Regions from separate parts of the Homo sapiens genome. Here region 1 is linked to region 2. A link is a loop called in an ENCODE intact Hi-C map of the cell type or tissue named here. Cell type or tissue: Caco-2. All regions are shown on one strand. Links, peaks and the distances in the headings refer to the core of each region. The heading gives the core; the rest is flanking DNA.

Region 1 (8,704 bases), core at 3,841-6,340, 80 kb after region 2:
GCCGAAAAATTTAAGCCTCACGGCTTGAAAAGGAAACAAAACACAGAAGTATGCTTTCTCAGCCACACCTTGAGATGGAGTGCTAACAGAGCTACTCATACATTAATAATAATAATAATAAATAATCCTTGGCACAATAACTGAAAGTCAGATTACTTGATTTCAAAATAAATCAATGCAACCCAACTGAAATAGGAATTCCAGAGAGAATATTTGACAAAAGTATGGCCAAGTATTATCTTGTCCTAAATGTAGAATATTTAAAAGGTAAACAGAGTTTGAATTTGATGAATATATGAATGTATACAGAATAGGAACATTTCAAGTGCGAGGTATCATGATGAGATAAAAGGAGAAACTAATTATCTGAAATTAAAGCAACAAAAGTTAGTGTTTTGAAAAATGAAAAATATTTGAAAAATATTACTGAAGTTCAAAGATGTTAGAGATATTAAAAATGAGCCCCTCATGTATCTACCATTTTAGTAGTACATGAAACATTAGAAGCAGAGGCATAGGGGCCCTCATTTCCCAGGAAAATTGATGAGGCAAAAAATGAATACATAACACCCATTTTCCATAATATATTAATTGTAAAACATTCATAAATGTGATGGTGAACATATTCTTCTTTATGGATTATATAGCAATATTTTAACATAATAATCTTCACTTAAAATCACAGGATGCCAGGGGCCAGGGCAAGAAGGAATAGGGAGTTATTGATTAATTGGTACAGAGTTCAGTTTTACAAGATGAAGAGTTCTGGAGATGGACAGTGGGGTTGGTTGCATAACAATCTGAATGTTCTTAATACCACTGAACTGTACACTTAAAAATGGTTAGGATGGGCTGGGCGCAGTGGCTCACCCCTGTAATCCCAGCACTTTGGGAGGACGAGGCGGGCGGATCACAAGGTCAGGAGATGAGACCATCCTGGCTAACACGGTGAAGACCCGTCTCTACTAAAAATACAAAAAATTAGCCAGGCGTGGTGGCAGGTGCCTGTAGTTCCAGCTACTCGGGAGGCTGAGGCAGGAGAATGCCTTGAACCCAGGAGGTGGAGCTTGCAGTGAGCCAAGATAGTGCCACTGCACTCTAGCCTGGGCAACAAAGCGAGATTCTGTCTCAAAAAAAAAAAAAAAATTGGTTAGGATGATAAATTTTATGTTAAGTGAATTTCATAACAATTAATAAAAAGGGTCCCCCCCCCAAAAAAAAAACACTAGAAGCACACACTCTATTGCAACCCCGTATATTGAACCTCCTGCTGCTTCCTACTTCAAACCCCTCTGTTTGGAAATCCAAATAGAAACTCTTTAGAACTTAGCAATATAACACATTAAGAGGATGTCTCGGCCATGTGTGGTGGCTCACGCCTGTAATCCCAGCACTTTCGGAGGCCAAGGTGGGTGGATCACTAGGTCAGGAGTTCAAGACCAGCGTGGCCAACATGATGAAACCCCGTCTCTACTGAAAATACAAAAATTAGCTGGACGTGGTGATGTGCACCTGTAATCCCAGCTACTTGGGAGGCTGAGGCAGGAGAATCATTTGGACCCAGGAGATGGAGGCTGCAGTGAGCTGAGCCGAGATTGTGCCACTGCACTCCAGCCTGGGCAACAGAGCGAGACTCAGTCTCAAAAAAAAAAAAAAAAAAAAAAGAAGATATCTCTAAAATCCAAAATGTGACTTATGGATAGACAATTTTAGAAAACTGCTCCTATTGGGGGGATAATTATTCATACTCACCTAATAATCCTGAGATTATAGTTAGCTCTATAAACATGAAGGAAGGGTACACTTTGGAGCAGATGTGAAATGATGTCACTTATTCACTGATGTCAGTATAGTTAGATCACGTGTCTCTCGACCACCAGTGGGTTTTCTCTGGGTATTGTATTCACTAAACATTTGCCGAGTGCTTAGTCAGTATATAGATACACACATTTCTAGCACTATGCTAGGTGCTTAACCCTTTCTGTTGTGTAGGTGGCTTGGAGCAGGTAAGTGGTCTATATTGGAGATCCAAGAACTCTAGAACTGTAAGAATTATCTCATGGATAATTCATGGATAACTATTAGAATTATCTCATGGATAATTCTCATGGAAAAAACATGACTGTAGTTTTGCCATTTATCACAGACCACAGATAGCATAAACCATGTTTGGGTGGCTTCAGTTCCTTCTTAATTAGCAGTAAATTCCTTTGAGTTACATTTAAGGGTAATTTGCAGGCCAGGTGCAGTGGCTCATGCCTGTAATCCCAGTACTTTGGGAGGCCAAGGTGGGAGGATTACTTGAGGCAGTGAGTTTGAGATCAGCCTGGGAAACATGAGGAGATCCTGTCTCTACAAAAAAAATAGAAAAAATTAGCCAGTGTGATAGCTTACATCTGTAATCCCAGCCACTAGAGAGACTGAGGCAGGAGGATCACTTGAACCCCAGAAGTTGAGGCTGCAGTGAGCCAGTGTTCCCACCACTGCACTCCAGCCTGGCTGGCAGAGTGAGATCCTGTCTCCAAAAATGATTATAATGTAACAGTAAAAAATTTCAAAAAGTCATTTGCCTCATTTGCTGAGATCCCCCAGAAAGTGTTAATTTTGTAATACCTCCAAAGCCATAGTAGTTATAAATCCATGTTCATGCAGACAGTCTAAAAACATCTTAGGTATTTATTTTATGATAAGGCTGGATATAAAATGCAATTGCTTTTTGAAACAAATGTACCCAGTAATGTATCCTTTGCCCACATAGCCAAATATGACAGATTAAAATACAGAACTGCGCTAAGTAACCATAAAAACATTCAGATAATTTTTTTTGGGAGGCTATGTCCCTTAGGGCTTGTAATGATCAATCAAGTCAATGAATAAATTAACTACTATTGTACTAGTCAAACTAGAAAGCAGTTTCAACACCTGCTGCTCCTGAAAAACAAAGGGCCCATTTTTTCCTAATGCCCTCATGTTAACCTTTAAAACCAAAAGCAGTAGATAAAAATCCCAGAGTAAATAAATTCTTATGTAAACATGGAAGCTATTTTATTATCTGCCCTTTACTTTATTCAGAACTCACCTGCTGGTTTCAAACTCAATAGGTTATATTCAGTAGTAACCTTGATTTGAATATTACTGGATAATGTCTAAGTAACAATGAGTAGAAAAGGTTAATCACTAGATTACCACTAGAAAGTTAGTTTCCTTAGACAAGTATATGGGATATATTACACACTGAGTTTGGCCCGAGTAATTTATGGCTGACTTTGTTATAGGTGAATTATATCTCAAATAACCTTTTCCTAAATCACCCTTGTCTTAGTTTGTTTGCGTGTTGCTACAAAGAAATACCTGAGGCTATATATATAAATAAATATATATATATGTTTATTTGGCTCACAGTTCTGGTATCCCGAACAGCTCAAAACTGGGCAAGGGCCTCAGGCTATTTCCACTCCTGGCTGAAGGTGAAGGGGAATTTGTATATAGAGAGATCACAGGGAGAGAGAGGAAGCAGAAGAGGGGCCAGGTGCCAGGCTCTTTTTAACGACCAGCTTTCACAAGAACTAATAAAGTGAGAACTCACTCACCCCTCAACCCAAGTGAGGGTTTTAATCTATTCATGAGGGATCTGCCTCTGTGACCCAGACACCTCCCATTAGACACCCATCTCCAACATTGAAATTAAATTTCAGCATGAGTTTTGAGGAATCAAACATCCAAACTATAGCACTCCTCATGTTAGCTACCCAATAGATCATGTACAAATTATACATAAAAAGTATAGGGTTTAAAAAAAGAAAATAAAATATTTCAAAGCATTGTAATCTGTAATTGCAGAGTCATTTTGACAAGACAGTCTTAAAGAAGAGGTTAACCAAACTATCAGTTGATGAAGAAGTAAAATGAAAATATAATGTTCCTTATTTACCATACTAAATTCTCACTATTCCCTTTAAATTTGAATTCAAAATATTGCAAGCATGGCCTTGCAGGAAAGTTCCCAAAACTTTCTATTTCTGCAAAAATTCTATATAGTGATTTCTGTCTAATTATCAAAGCTATTCTTTCCCTGACTCAGGCCGAGAAAAGGCCATACTGACTCTTAGCTAGAAGGAGGGAAGAGACAGGGATGATCACAATTTCCTCACATATGACTACGTGATGAAAGCTAAAAAGAAAAAAAAAACCAAAATCACTAAAAAAGATAGATTATATAGTTTTAAATATACTTTTTATTTTTGTTTAATCTTCCCTGATTTCCTATAGATCTGAGATATGTCATGCTTATTTTCATTGCTATATAAAAATCTCAATAAACTTTATACATAAGAGTAAAATGAAAATCCACTTTTGTGGACTGAAAAATATTTCAGTTTCACCTATGATATATAAATCTCTCTGTTTCTAAATATAAATTTTGGTGTATGTATATTAGCGTTCATGTATTTGAAATAGAAGGAGTAATACAGAATTTTAGACATTTAATCTAATGCAAAAACACGAGTCTTTACTAGTTCAGTGAGTCTAAAATGATGCTATTTAATAAACCATAGCATTTTAATAAGCATTCTTGACATCTGGTGCTAATAAAAAGGACTATGTTTTACAGTTAACATTTAAGGAAAAAACATGACTGTAGTTTTGTTATTTATCATAGATCACAGATGGCATAGCCCACATTTGGGTGGCTTCATTTCCTTCTTGATTAGTTTACATAAAGAGGCTACTTGTTCTCTCTCTTTCTGTGTATATTTTATACAGGATTTGGGCCAAGTCCCAGAAATTAATACATGAACAAAGAAAGGAATTCATTAAATTTAATGTGAAGTTTCTGAAAAACAAAACTGATTATAGACTTTTTCTGGATCCAGTTTAGTTAATAGATTCATTCTAAAACAAGGATCCAAGGAATTTTGCATCTGGAAAAATATTTGAAGCAAGTTTTCTGGAAATGCAAGAAACCGCAAGGACCTAAAAACGTCCGTCTCTTGTACAACTATGTGCCCTAGGCAAATACTTACTAGTCCTTCTATCCAAAACAGGTTCTTCCACGAGCTTGTGTGCAAGCCAGCAGCTGAGCATGATGCTGCTGCAACACCTAGACAGGGATGTAGGCTTCCAGGTGCTCTCCTTGCCTCTGGCTAGCTCTTTTCCAACCATGAAACTGAAGTATGGGCTTCCCTTTTCCTACTTGCTCAGACTTTTTGTGTTCTTCCCTTTAGATCCTTTGCTGAGTGTCCTGCTCCAACTTGGACATTAGACTTGAGTTGTACTCTGACTCTCATTAACCCCAACTTACCACTTCCTTACACGTTCCTCTGGAAAATGTCATGCTTATCTGGAAGCATCAGTGCAAGAGTATAAAACATATGTCATATGACTTTTCACTAGATTTTGTTAGAAGGATTGAAAATTAATGATTACATTTACCAGATAGTAATAACAGAAATAGTATGCTCTAAGATGCTCAATAAGACACACAGAAGCTCAGACTGAAAAGACAATAGATTAATCTGTGAGAAATGGAGAGATGGGAGTGTTAATTAGCTCAAAATCCAACAAATTTTATCCTCAGAATTCTTTAATTCTGAAAATAAGAGAGAAATAAGATATATATATAAACACCATTAGAAAGCAATTAAATGCAGAATTTATTACAATACAGAATTAACTGATTGAGATAATAAGCACAATTAATTTTTAGAATACCTTAAAGTTAGTGAAAGAGGTTATGTATGCTGTTGAAAATCTGACTAGATTAGAATAAAATTGAGTTCTTCTTTAAACTAAATTATCGTTATTATTATTAAATTTTTATTGATACATAATAATTGTACATACTTATGGGATATGTGATGTTTCGATATGTGTTCATTGTGTTATGAGCAAATCAGATTATAATAGCGTATCCAGCACTTAAATATTTATCATTTCTTTTTCTGAGTACATTCAAAACCCTCTCTTCTAGCTTTTTTGAAATATGATACATTATTGTTAATTCTCCTATTCTCCCTCCTCACTACACTTCCCATCCTCTGGTAACCACTATTCTACTCTCTACTTCAATGAGAACAACTTTTTTAGATTTCATATAAGTGACATCATGCAGTATTCATCTTTATGTTCCTGACTTATTTCACTCAATATAATTTAACAGGTTCATCCATGTTGCCACAAGTGACAAAATATTCTTTTTTTATGGCTGAATAGTATTCCATTGTGTATATATACTGTATTTTTAAGCTCATTCAACCACTGAGGGGATTTAGGTTCTTTACTTACCTTGGCTGTTGTGAATTGTACTGTGCTAAACACAGGAGTGCAAATACCTCTTTGACATATTGATATCATTTCCTTTGGATATATACCCAGTAGTGGGATTGCTGGAGTACAGGGTAGTTCTATTTCTAATGTTTTTGAGGCACCGCCATACTGTTTTCCATAATGGCTGAACTAATTTACATTTCCCCTACCAATGTGTAAGGGTCCCCTTTTCTCCGCGTCTTCACCAACATTTGTTACTGTTTGTCCTTTTGATAATAGTCATTCTAACCAGAATGAAGTGATATCTATTTGCATTTCCCCGATGATTAAAAATGTTGAGCTTTTTTTCATATATTTCTTGGCCATTTGTATGTCTTAAGAAATGTAAAGTCAGGCCTTTTGCCCATTTTTTAATTGAGTTTTTGTTGTTGTTGTTGAGTTGTTTCAGTTCCCTATATATTTTGGATATTAACGCCTCATCAGATGCATAGTTTGCAAATATATTCTCTCACTCTGCATGCTGTCTCTTTGCTTTGTTAATTGTTCTATTGTCCTAAAATGCTGTGCCAAAAAAAAAAAATAGGTTGATGTAATCCCATTTGTCTATACTTGCATTTGTTGCCTATGCTTTTGAAGTTTTTATCCAAAAAAATCCTGGTGTAGGATATTTTTCATGGACATTTTCTCCTGTGTTTTCTCTTTTAGCAGTTTTGTAGTTTTGGGTCTTACATTTAAGTTTTTAATTCATCTTGAGTTGATGTTTGTCTATGGTGAGAGAAAAGGGTCTAGTTTCATTCTTCTGCATGTGTTTAACCAGTTTTCCTAACACTATTTATTGAAGAGACATTCCTTTCCCCATTTTGTATTTTTGGCAACTTTGTCAAAAATTAATTGGCTGTAGATCCATGGATTTATTTCTGGATTTTTGATTCTGTTCCATCAGTCTATGTGTCTGTTTTCATGGCAGTACCATGTTGTTTTGGTTACTAACACTTAGAAGTATATTTTGAAGTCAGGTAGTCTAATGTCACCAGGTTTATTCTTTTTGCACAATATTTCTTTGGCTATTCAGGATCTTTTGTGGTTTCATGAAAATTGTAGAATGATTTTTCTATTTTTGTGAAGAATGTCACTGGTAATTTGTTAGCAATTGCATTGAAACTGTAGATTGCTTTGAGTAGTACGGACATTTTAACAATATAAATTATTGCAATTCATGAACACAGGATAACTTTCTATTTTTTGTGTCTTCTTCAATTTTTTTGTAGTTTTAATTGTAGTTATCTTTTGCTTCGTTAGTTAAATTTATTCCTAGGTAATTTTTTGTAGCTATTGAAAATGGTATTGCCTTCTTGATTTCTTTTTCAGGTTCTTCACTATTGGCATATAGAAATACAACTGATTTTGTATGTTGATTTTGTATCTTGCAACTTTGCTTAATTTATTTATCAGTTCTAATAGTTTTTTTGTGTGAAGTACGGGGTTTTCTATATGTAAAGATCATACTATCTGCGAATAGGGACAGCTTGATTTCTACTCTTCCCATTTAGATTCCCTTTATTTCTTTCTTCTACCTGATTACTCTAGCTAGGACTTCCAGGACTATGTTCAATAAAAGTGGTGAAAGTGGGCACCTTTGTCTTGTTTCAGATCTTAGAGAGAAAGCTTTCAGCTTTTTCCCTTTCAGAATGATGTTGGCCGTGAGTTTGTTATGTATGGCCTTTATTATGTTGAGGCATGTTCCTTCTATACCTAATTTGTTGAGAGTTTTTATTATGAAGAGATGTTGAATTTTATCAAATACTTCTATTGAGATAGTATGATTTTTGTCCTTCATTCTATTAACATATCATGTTTAATGATTTTCCTGTGTTGATCCATCCTTGCATCCCTAAAATGAATTCCACTTGATTATGGTGAATGATATTTTTAATGTGCTGCTGAATTTGGCTCACTTATTTTTGTTGAGGATTTTTGTATCTGTGTTCATTAGGGATATTAACCTGAAGTTTTCTTTTTTGGTTGTGTTATTGAAATTTAGTTATGGAGCCTGAATGAGATCATAGTCTAGGCTAGAAGACAGCTCTATAACAAAAAGGTTACAATCTTATAGTCCTTTAGGATCATAACTTTTTTGTTTAGATATACAAGACATAATGGTTGCACAAGAGGCAGAAGTAGTGGACATCATGTAGAGAATCAGGGGAGGTTTACAGATAGTAATATTTAAGATGGCTGTTGAAGAATATGCTCATTGGGAAAACACAGGGAGAGGGGAATTCCAGGGAGAGGAAACAACATGTACAAAAGAGAGGAGCAGAAGAAAGCATGGCCGTTTGGGGAAATGCAGGTGAAGTTTGTTTTTTGTTTTTGTATGTTTTTTAAAAGAGACAGGGTCTTGCTCTGTCCCCCAGGCTGGAGTGCAGTGGTGCAATCA
Region 2 (8,704 bases), core at 3,197-5,696:
TATTTCAACTCACAACTCCAGGACCTTTGTCTCCACTCCACTTCACCCATCTACTCCCAGGGACACACGCTGGGCCAAGTCACTATCACTGTGCTTCCAGAATCTTGAACCTTTATCTCAGTTTCTATATGGACCTTGTATCCTTTTAGCATTCCTCATCTTGTCTCATGATCTTTGTTTGCTTTTCCTTTACTTAATCAGTCCTTTTTCTTGACATCATGCCTTCAGTTAAGTTCCATGAACCAGACTTTCAAAACCTTCTCAGTACACACACACATGTACACACAGAGCTATTTTATTTCTTAGTTATTCCATGCCTATCTGGCAAAACCCCTCTATCTAGTCTTATATGCAGGCCACCACACACTGTCAATGAAGTTCCAGAACTGCACAGACTGATGACATGATGCCAATGGGGTGAGAATTATCAGCAAAATCTTTGCCATGTCTCTAGCAGGGTCTGGTTCCTGTTTTCCAGAAACAGTCACAGTGGTTAGCTTAAATCTTCATCACTGTCCTCAAGGCCCTGGTACACTTTCTTCCTCTTACCCTCAACACCAATACTTGTCAGATACTCATAGAAGAAATAGAGGAACTGGCAGTTCCTTAAATGCACCACACTCTCTGCCTCAGTGCCTTTGCACGTGTTCTTCTGCCTGGAGCACACTGACTCTTCTTTTCTAAAGTTACACCTAAGCCCCACAAAGTAACAGTTTTATTCCTACATTGGATTGAAACCCTCCTGAGGGTAGGAAGTGGATTTTTAATGTCTGCATCCCTAGTAGTGAATGCAGTGCTCAGAACATAGTAAATGCTCAATATATATTTACTGAGTGAATTAAGCATTGAAAACTGGGGCTGCAGAGTGGGCTAGAGAAGCTAGATATGCCTATGCGTTACCCTTCCAAATGTTGAAATATTTAGCATTAATCCATTAAAAAGATAGAAAATGTACATACAAACACTTAACTATTAAGTCACAGTTGATTAAATCACCATGAATGACAGGAAATTTCATAATAGCCATGCATTATGGGTGAATGTGATGAACAACGTTTTGGAATATTTGATCAAGCTGATTAATTTAAAACATTACTTAAGGTTCCCCCCCACCCCCAAATCTACAGTTTACACTTGATAAAACTAATGCTATCATAGATTAACCCCTTCCCTCAGCCAGGCACAGTGACTCAAGCCTGTAATCATAGCATTTTGGGAGGCCAAGCCAAAAGGATTGCTTGAGGCCAAGAGTTCGAGACCAACCTAAGCAACATCATGAGGCTCCTTCTCAACAAAAAATAAAATTTAAAAACATAATAAAATCTTTACTCCACTCAAACCAGAGTGGGAGTTTGGAGTGTTCTTTGTGAAAACATAAATGCACAGTCATCAGTATTTTAAAAATATAATAAAAATGAAATGGGTTACTCTTAATATTTAAGAGTTTATCATGAATTTAACGTGCAAGTTTGTTGTGTGTCTGAATGGGAAAACAATATTTTTTTAAATGTCCCATCTAGGGGAAAAATACGACTTCCTCGTGGGCAAGGTGTGTGTGGTTTTAAAGGAGAATAGAATAACGATTAAGAAAAAGAGGAGGCTGGGCGCGGTGGCTCACGCCTGTAATCCCAGCTCTTTGGGAGGCCGAGGCGGGTGGATCATGAGGTCAGGAGATCGGGACCATCCTGGCTAACACGGTGAAACCCCGTCTGTACTAAAAATACAGAAAATTAGCCAGGCGTGGTGGCGGGCGCCTGTAGTCCCAGCTACTCGGGAGGCTGAGGCAGGAGAATGGCGTGAACCCGGGAGGCGGAGCTTGCAGTGAGCCGAGATGGCGCCACTGCACTCCAGCCTGGGAGACAGAGCGAGACTCCGTCTCAAAAAAAAAGAAACAGGAGAAAAACTATAGGGTATGCATGAGAAAAGAAAGGTAGCTGTTACATGAAACCAGGAGAACAGAAAGGGGCTCAAATACAACATATAAAAGGGCTGGAGTAGGAACAGAAACTGCGGGAATTTACTCTGGAGAGAGGTGACTGCAAGAGGTAAAAAACTCTGGAGTCAAATCAGCTGGGCACCTTCCACACATGTGAGATGACCACAAAATGAAGGGACTGAGGCTCACCTGAGCCTCAAGCAGTAAAGGTCCTGGGTTCCTAGGAGATGAGGGTAAGAAAGGGATGCTGAAGGGAATGGGGGAGTCTGTGGGGAAGGGTGGGAAGAGGTGGACCAAACAAACATCCACAGCTTTGAGGCTCCTAATAGAGAAATCTAGAAAGTAACAGGAATTGGGAACAGGAGGTGCTGGAAGATTTTTCTAGAGCCTTTAATCGAGCAAAGGGAACTAGGCAAAATAAAGGTATGCTTCTCATGTGCATCAACAGTACACAGCTGGTGCCTCTGCATTCACTGCACAGTTATAAGGTTAAACTGTGTATCTGAACACCTCTGTACGCTGGACGGCGACAGTCGGGGCTGGAGAAGGGAGCCCTGCCAGGGAAGGTAAGGCGGGTAGCAAGACTTGAGATTTCCCTCCTTGACCCTTAGGTAGTAGCAGCCAAGAGTGAACACAAGATTATCTAGAAGATAAAATGCCACGATTTCATCAAAGGGCTTTGTGGATGAATAGTGGGAGAGTTAAATACTAAATACAATTCTTCAGGTTTTAATACCTTGAAGAATAAATCATGCTCACTGTAACACTCACCCATGAACTATAAATTCATTGCAGGTCAGGTGTTGGACCAGTAAAACATTTTGCTCGGATTGTCTTCTCTCTACTCAGCATGGCTTTCTTGGTACAATTATAAAACATAGTAGTTTTCACTTGAGCCATTAATTGCTGCTGCTCACAAATCCCTTTCTGTTCTTTTCCTAATTTCTTTTCAAGGCTTTTCTTTTATTTTTTGTGCCACCCTCATGTTTTTAAATATGTTTATTAAGGTATTATTAGCATACCAAAAATACATCCATTGATAGTTTTCTTTTTAAAATTTTAGGCAATTGTTTTCTTAATAATGCCAGTTAGAGACTTTTATCACTAAAAGTGATATATATATATCACTTTTGATATATGTATTAAAAATTATATAGAATTTTTTTCTAGGTATAGTATCATAGATACAGAATGGCTTATACTTGCTTAGTATGTCAATGAATGCATCACTTATATGTATATATTACTGGACTACTATTGTCAAAAATGCTTGCAAATAATACTTCTTGCCATTCTATTAAGAAAGCTTAAGAAAGACAGGATCAAGGATAGAACTCTGTCACAGACCCTGGAGGGATTTAATAAATATTTCTGAGGCTGATAGCCAGTATGTTTGTTTTTAGATAACTGAAGTTCCCTGTAAGCTGGACACTGTAAATTTTCAGAGCGAGGTTATCTCCAAAACTTTCACTTTATTATTCTAAAAAAGATTATTTAGAAATAACTTCATCTTCCTGTTTCTAACCTTAGTTCTTTTATTATTTCTAATAAGGCCATAAAAACTTAATCGGGTACCTGCTTTGGATTTTAGATTTTTTATTTTCCCTTTTAAATTTTCTGAACACCTGCCTAACCAACTAACCAAGCTTTGCTTCCTTCCCTACCATGCATTCCTGCCATGTGATTCTGGGAAGTTTCCCCCTTAGTTCACTAAGCTCTTTAAACACCTGCAGCTCAGTAACAACGATAGTATTGTCCGGCTATTTTACTTAGCAATGAGTTGATTTACCTGTCAAGATAAACTTCACTATACATATTATTGGACCTCTGGATTAATGCCTTATAAAACAGCACGTTTGTACAGTCCTACGAGTTTCATAAACATCAAACACTGATTTCATGTGATAGGCCGGATATTATATCAACATTTAGTGAAAGGAGCTTATTGCTGGGGGTTCAAAGATGAACTCTTATGAAAGCTAACCTTTTGGATTCAAGCTAAAAGTTTATTTTCTATGAGGGATTTTGAGTCATATGACAGGAGGTTACCCATGGCCTGTGAGAGAATACCACTTAAGTATCTGGTAGTCTAAGTCTGCCTTAAAAATACATTAAAATCAGTATATAGCCAAGTGATTAATGGCAGCATTAACAGCATGCACATTCACGATCTTTCTGCCGCTATGGAGATAATATATCAAAAACAAGGGAAAAGCATATTTTTTATCAGGTCAGAGATGAGCTTTATCATGGTTCAAATGACTTAATTTTTGACTACTTTTCTTTTACAAAATGTATGTTAGACATAAAAAAAGAATGTTTCCAGCTGTTTCCAGATCTTCTTTCAATTTATTTCTAATAAAGCACACATTTGGGTAAAAACTTCAAGCTGAGTTTTGAAAGCTGCAGACAGTTCTCTGCCTTAAACAGTTAATCAATGACACATACAAGCTGGCTTCAATTAAATTCAGTCTGTGATATCTGCGATTCAGTTAACTGCAGTAAGGAGAAAAAAGATTAAAACTATCACTTCCCAAAGGTGAGTAGCTCTCAAAAAAAAAGAAGGACAAAAAAATTTTTAGATAGTAAAAACAACAATAAAACATACCTCATGTATTAGAACCCCCAGCAGTAAGCTCCTTATGGTTTCATAGCCATTTGTTTAATTCTTGAGTGTCTCAGTGATAGATTTGCATTAAGCCGGTCTGTTTCTGCTTTCATCCTCATCAGAAAAGCATCCCAAAGTAAGATGGCATCAGGCTGCCTATCTAGCATGCCTTTATCTTATTATATAATGTAAATCAATTAGAGGCAATTTTGGGGAAAACTCAGTTCTCACTGAAAGTATTTTTTTCCTGCCTGTATCCAATATTGTAGTGGAGTGTGATAAGGATTTCAAATTGAACTACATTTAAGAAAGTGTGTTGTTTTAGGTGAATTTAAGGATTTAGTAATCTCTCACAATTAGTGCATATTAATTTACATCTGTCATGGCCAGATATGTGGCCATTTGGAAAAAGTGTTCCAAAGGCCCAGTAACTATAAGAACTCTCCCCAGCTTCCCGATAATGTGGTTTGGGGTTTCCTTCCTCTTTCTCTTTCTTATTACTGCTGTTTGATACTGCTTGTACCCCAGTCTCTCCCCCTTACTTCAAACACTTCTTATCTCAGGGGAGTAAACCCCATGACTCATATCTGCCTCCACTTCCTCCTTAAAGCCCCCACTAACTCTTTGCAATGTGTCCCGAGCTAGGTCACATCTAACCAGCCTCCCTCCTCGATCCTGGCCCAGTGCCTGTAACATAGAAAAGCTCTTTCAGTGAAATGGTACTCCTGAGAATCGTAGATAGATCTATGCCGGCTCTCTTTATACTCAAATGTCATAATTAACATTCACTCACTCAACAAATATTTGTTGGGTACCTTCTATGTACCAGACACTGTGTTGGGCACATAGTATAAAGGCATTATATGCATGCAGCTCTGTCACTCACTATGGGCTTTCAAAAATTAAGAAAAATAATGAGTGACTAGGATGGAACAATTTATCCCTGTTTCCTCCTTTCTGTTTTTAGCAAGAAACAGCAGCAGCAGCAGCAGCAGCACCACCACCACCACCTTTGAAAACATCAAGTTCAGGAAACATTTACTGGACATCTACTATATCCTGGGCTCTGTGCTTGGTGCTGGAGATAGCAACATAGGAACAAAAGGGCCTGCGCTGTGAAGGGTCTTAAATAAGAATGTAGACAAGGATAGCTTTGAGAATGAGAGTCTGGACAGAAACAAGGTGGTGGCTGCGGATATGAGGCAGGCCAACTAACCCTCCTCCGAGCAGCACTCGGAGGAGCCGGCCCACCATTTGGTGTGTCTCCCATGGGGTTAGGCAGGCAGGAGTTTCCGGCCTCCAGGAAACTCTTCTGGAAGGCCCTTCCTATATTCCTTGTTAGAGATTCCAGCACAACACATTTATATCCCCTACTGGCATCTCTGACCAAGACCATGGAAGCCACCAGTAGCTTGGAGCCCAGGTGAGCTGCAGACTTGGGAAGTGAGTGGGGCTACCAGATTTAGCAAATAGACACACAGGGTGCCTAGTTCAATTCGAATTTCAACTAAACAAACAAATAATTTTTCCCTATATGTCCCATAAAATGCATTGGTGTCTGTATTGTTCTGCATTTTATCCCACCACTCTACAAGTGGGGTAACATCTTTACTTCTGTTTAGCTTCATCAGGCATCCTAGACCAATTCAGAAGTAGCCTCCTCCCACCCTTGTCAGCCTCTGAAAGCATTGAGACATTTGGCAGGTGCCTCTGTTGTTTCGTTTTTCTGCTGACACAGATGAAATCTTACCTGCTCCTCGATCTCCACTGCCAAATTAAATTTGGCCTTTTGCAGTGAAAATGCATACCACTCTTGCTGAGCTTTTCTCCCTTCAAATACCTTGAAAAATCACCATCTTTATTCCATTTCAGTGCACTTGACGTTAGTTACCAAAAAAATAATGCCCACTTCAAAAAAGCTTACATTTAAGTTAAGAACGTTTTCTAATGGATCCTTATTTGTCTGTCCTGAGCAAAGTTAATGGTGTGGAAACGGATCTAGTAGTTCAAGGCAAATGGAAATCAACTTGAGAACATATTTTTCTTCTAATCAAATGTCACTTGTTTTAGGCTTGTACAAAGGATCTGAAAGCTCACTTTCTACTTGTTTAAAAATGTGTATATATGTTCATACATGCACATATAAGTGCATTACATATATTTTTTACATACAGTTTTTTTTTTGAAGGCAGTTGGAAGAAATTTCCCTTGCTTTGAGAGTTACTTATCATTAATGGAATAGAAAATCACCGGGCTTGGCTCACAGTTGCCCCTCAGTAAACATCTGTTAAGTGATTCAAGAAATATCGATCAGTTCATAAGCTTTTAATTGTTTAACTTTAATTTCTCCAGATGTTTCTAGTGTTACATTCAAAAGATAAATTATCATGATAGCTTAAAATATTAGAAATAACTGGAAGCTACATGATAAAGTACATAAGCTTATTGTTCATGGCCTTTATCCTAGATGTTTTCCAGTTGAGCTCTGCTATTTGCCAGAACAATTTATAGCTTCTCTGGTGTTTCTGCTTTCTCATCTGTAAAATGGGGACAATAATTTTCCCTGCCTCATAGGACTGTTGCAAAGATTAAATAAGATCATATTTATAAAGTACTTAGAACAGGGCCTGGCACATATAACCATCAATCACTGGGAGCTTTTTAAACTGAATCTATTGTAAACAGCTATACTAACCACCTTTGATCCTTCTAGAATCAAATAAATGATTTGATCCTCCCAGAATCAAATGAATTCCTAGAATGAGTTAATTTTGATATTTATGGGCCACTTTTGCTGAATTTCCATACATCTCTCACTCTCAGCAGGGTCTGGAGAATAGGGAACAATGGTTTTCACGGTACAATTAGCTTCAGAAGAAGAAATACACGTACAACACTGCTAATACCATTTAAAAAATATTCTAGGATTTATTTGGTGCTTGGTTATAATTTAATCAGTATCCTGGTATTTTGCAGCATTCTTATGTAAAACAAAATTGTATTTTCTGAATGTCACTCTGCTTTCCTTTGACATACTTTCTTTTCTTTTCTTTCTTTCTTTCTTTCTTTTTTTTTTTTTTTTTGAGACAGAGTCTCATTCTGTCTCCCAGGCTGGAGTATAGTGGCGCAACCTTGGCTGACTGCAACCTCCGCCTCCCAGGTTCAAGTGATTCTCCCGCCTCAGCCTCCCAAGTGGCTGGGATTACAGGTGCCCACCACCATGTCTGGCTGATTTTTTTTGTATTTTTAGTAGAGACGGGTTTCACCATGTTGGCCACGCTGGTCTTGAACTCCTGACCTCAGGTGATCCTCCCACCTCGGCCTCCCAAAGTGCTGAGATTACAGGTGTGAGCAACCGCTCCCAGCCACTTTGACATATTTTCTTTAAGTATAGAAATAATAATTTCAAAGAAATAGTTAGTTTCGTCTAAAAATCTGTCTCACAATCAAGATCAATTCACTTCATCTCTAAATAAACAGGCATGAATTATGCTCACAGAAATTTTACATGGGCTCCTCCTCAATAAAAGAAAGGATTTCGTTATCTTTCCTCCTTCAATGTCAATGCTTCTACCATCTGAGCAAAGAGATACTCTGAAATGCTATCCAAGTCTTGTCTACTCTCACCCTTACTAACATCTGAAAGTATGCTCTAGAAGAGGTCAGCACTTGTTTTTTCTTCCCATATCTGCTCTGGTTAAACATCTGTTAGACACTATGTCCTTTCTGAAAAACCACTGAGAAAGTGGACCCTCTTTGGGTCTGCGTGTGAAGTTGTCAACCACTATGAATTTTAGACTGATGCCATTAAGGATTTCATACTAGACAGCATTTTGTCACCTTACCAAAAATATTTGCTATTTTAAGCATTGTTTTTTCATGGTGAAGGTTAAGAAAAATTTCAACATATAATAAAGAAACAATCTTTTAATTTCATCTTTGCACAGGGTTTCTCTAATTAAAAAGGCAAGAATTGATTAATATGCTGCTTCTGAAAAGGACTCACTGAAGGAAGGTGATGCGCAATAGTAAAAACGACACTGCACGGAGTTCCCTCCTGCTCCCTGAGTTCTCATCCTTGCTCTGCCATTGATGAGCTAGAGAATGTTCGGTTGGTCCCTTGAACTCACCAGCTCTCATTTGCTTTCCATTTGTAAAGT

What was found. A loop is a pair of places that touch in the nucleus more often than their neighbours do. Peaks named below come from ENCODE experiments on the same cell type or tissue, not always from the same donor. Only the 100,000 strongest peaks of a DNase experiment are listed, where the experiment ranks them.
Region 1: a loop joins it to region 2, with 2.8 times the contacts of the local background. A loop is called at or near these places in 4 of 110 quality-filtered maps.

The regions. Positions count from the first base shown.
Region 1 is chr13:33,442,247-33,450,950 of GRCh38, forward strand. It overlaps a transcript of STARD13 not described here. Among named protein-coding and RNA genes, the nearest start is that of LINC02344, 110 kb to the left of the region's middle. In Caco-2, for the core only: no CTCF peak of the experiment used is centred there; a DNase peak (open chromatin) is centred at 5,075.
Region 2 is chr13:33,363,010-33,371,713 of GRCh38, forward strand. It overlaps a transcript of STARD13 not described here. Among named protein-coding and RNA genes, the nearest start is that of LINC02344, 32 kb to the left of the region's middle. In Caco-2, for the core only: no CTCF peak of the experiment used is centred there; no DNase peak of the experiment used is centred there.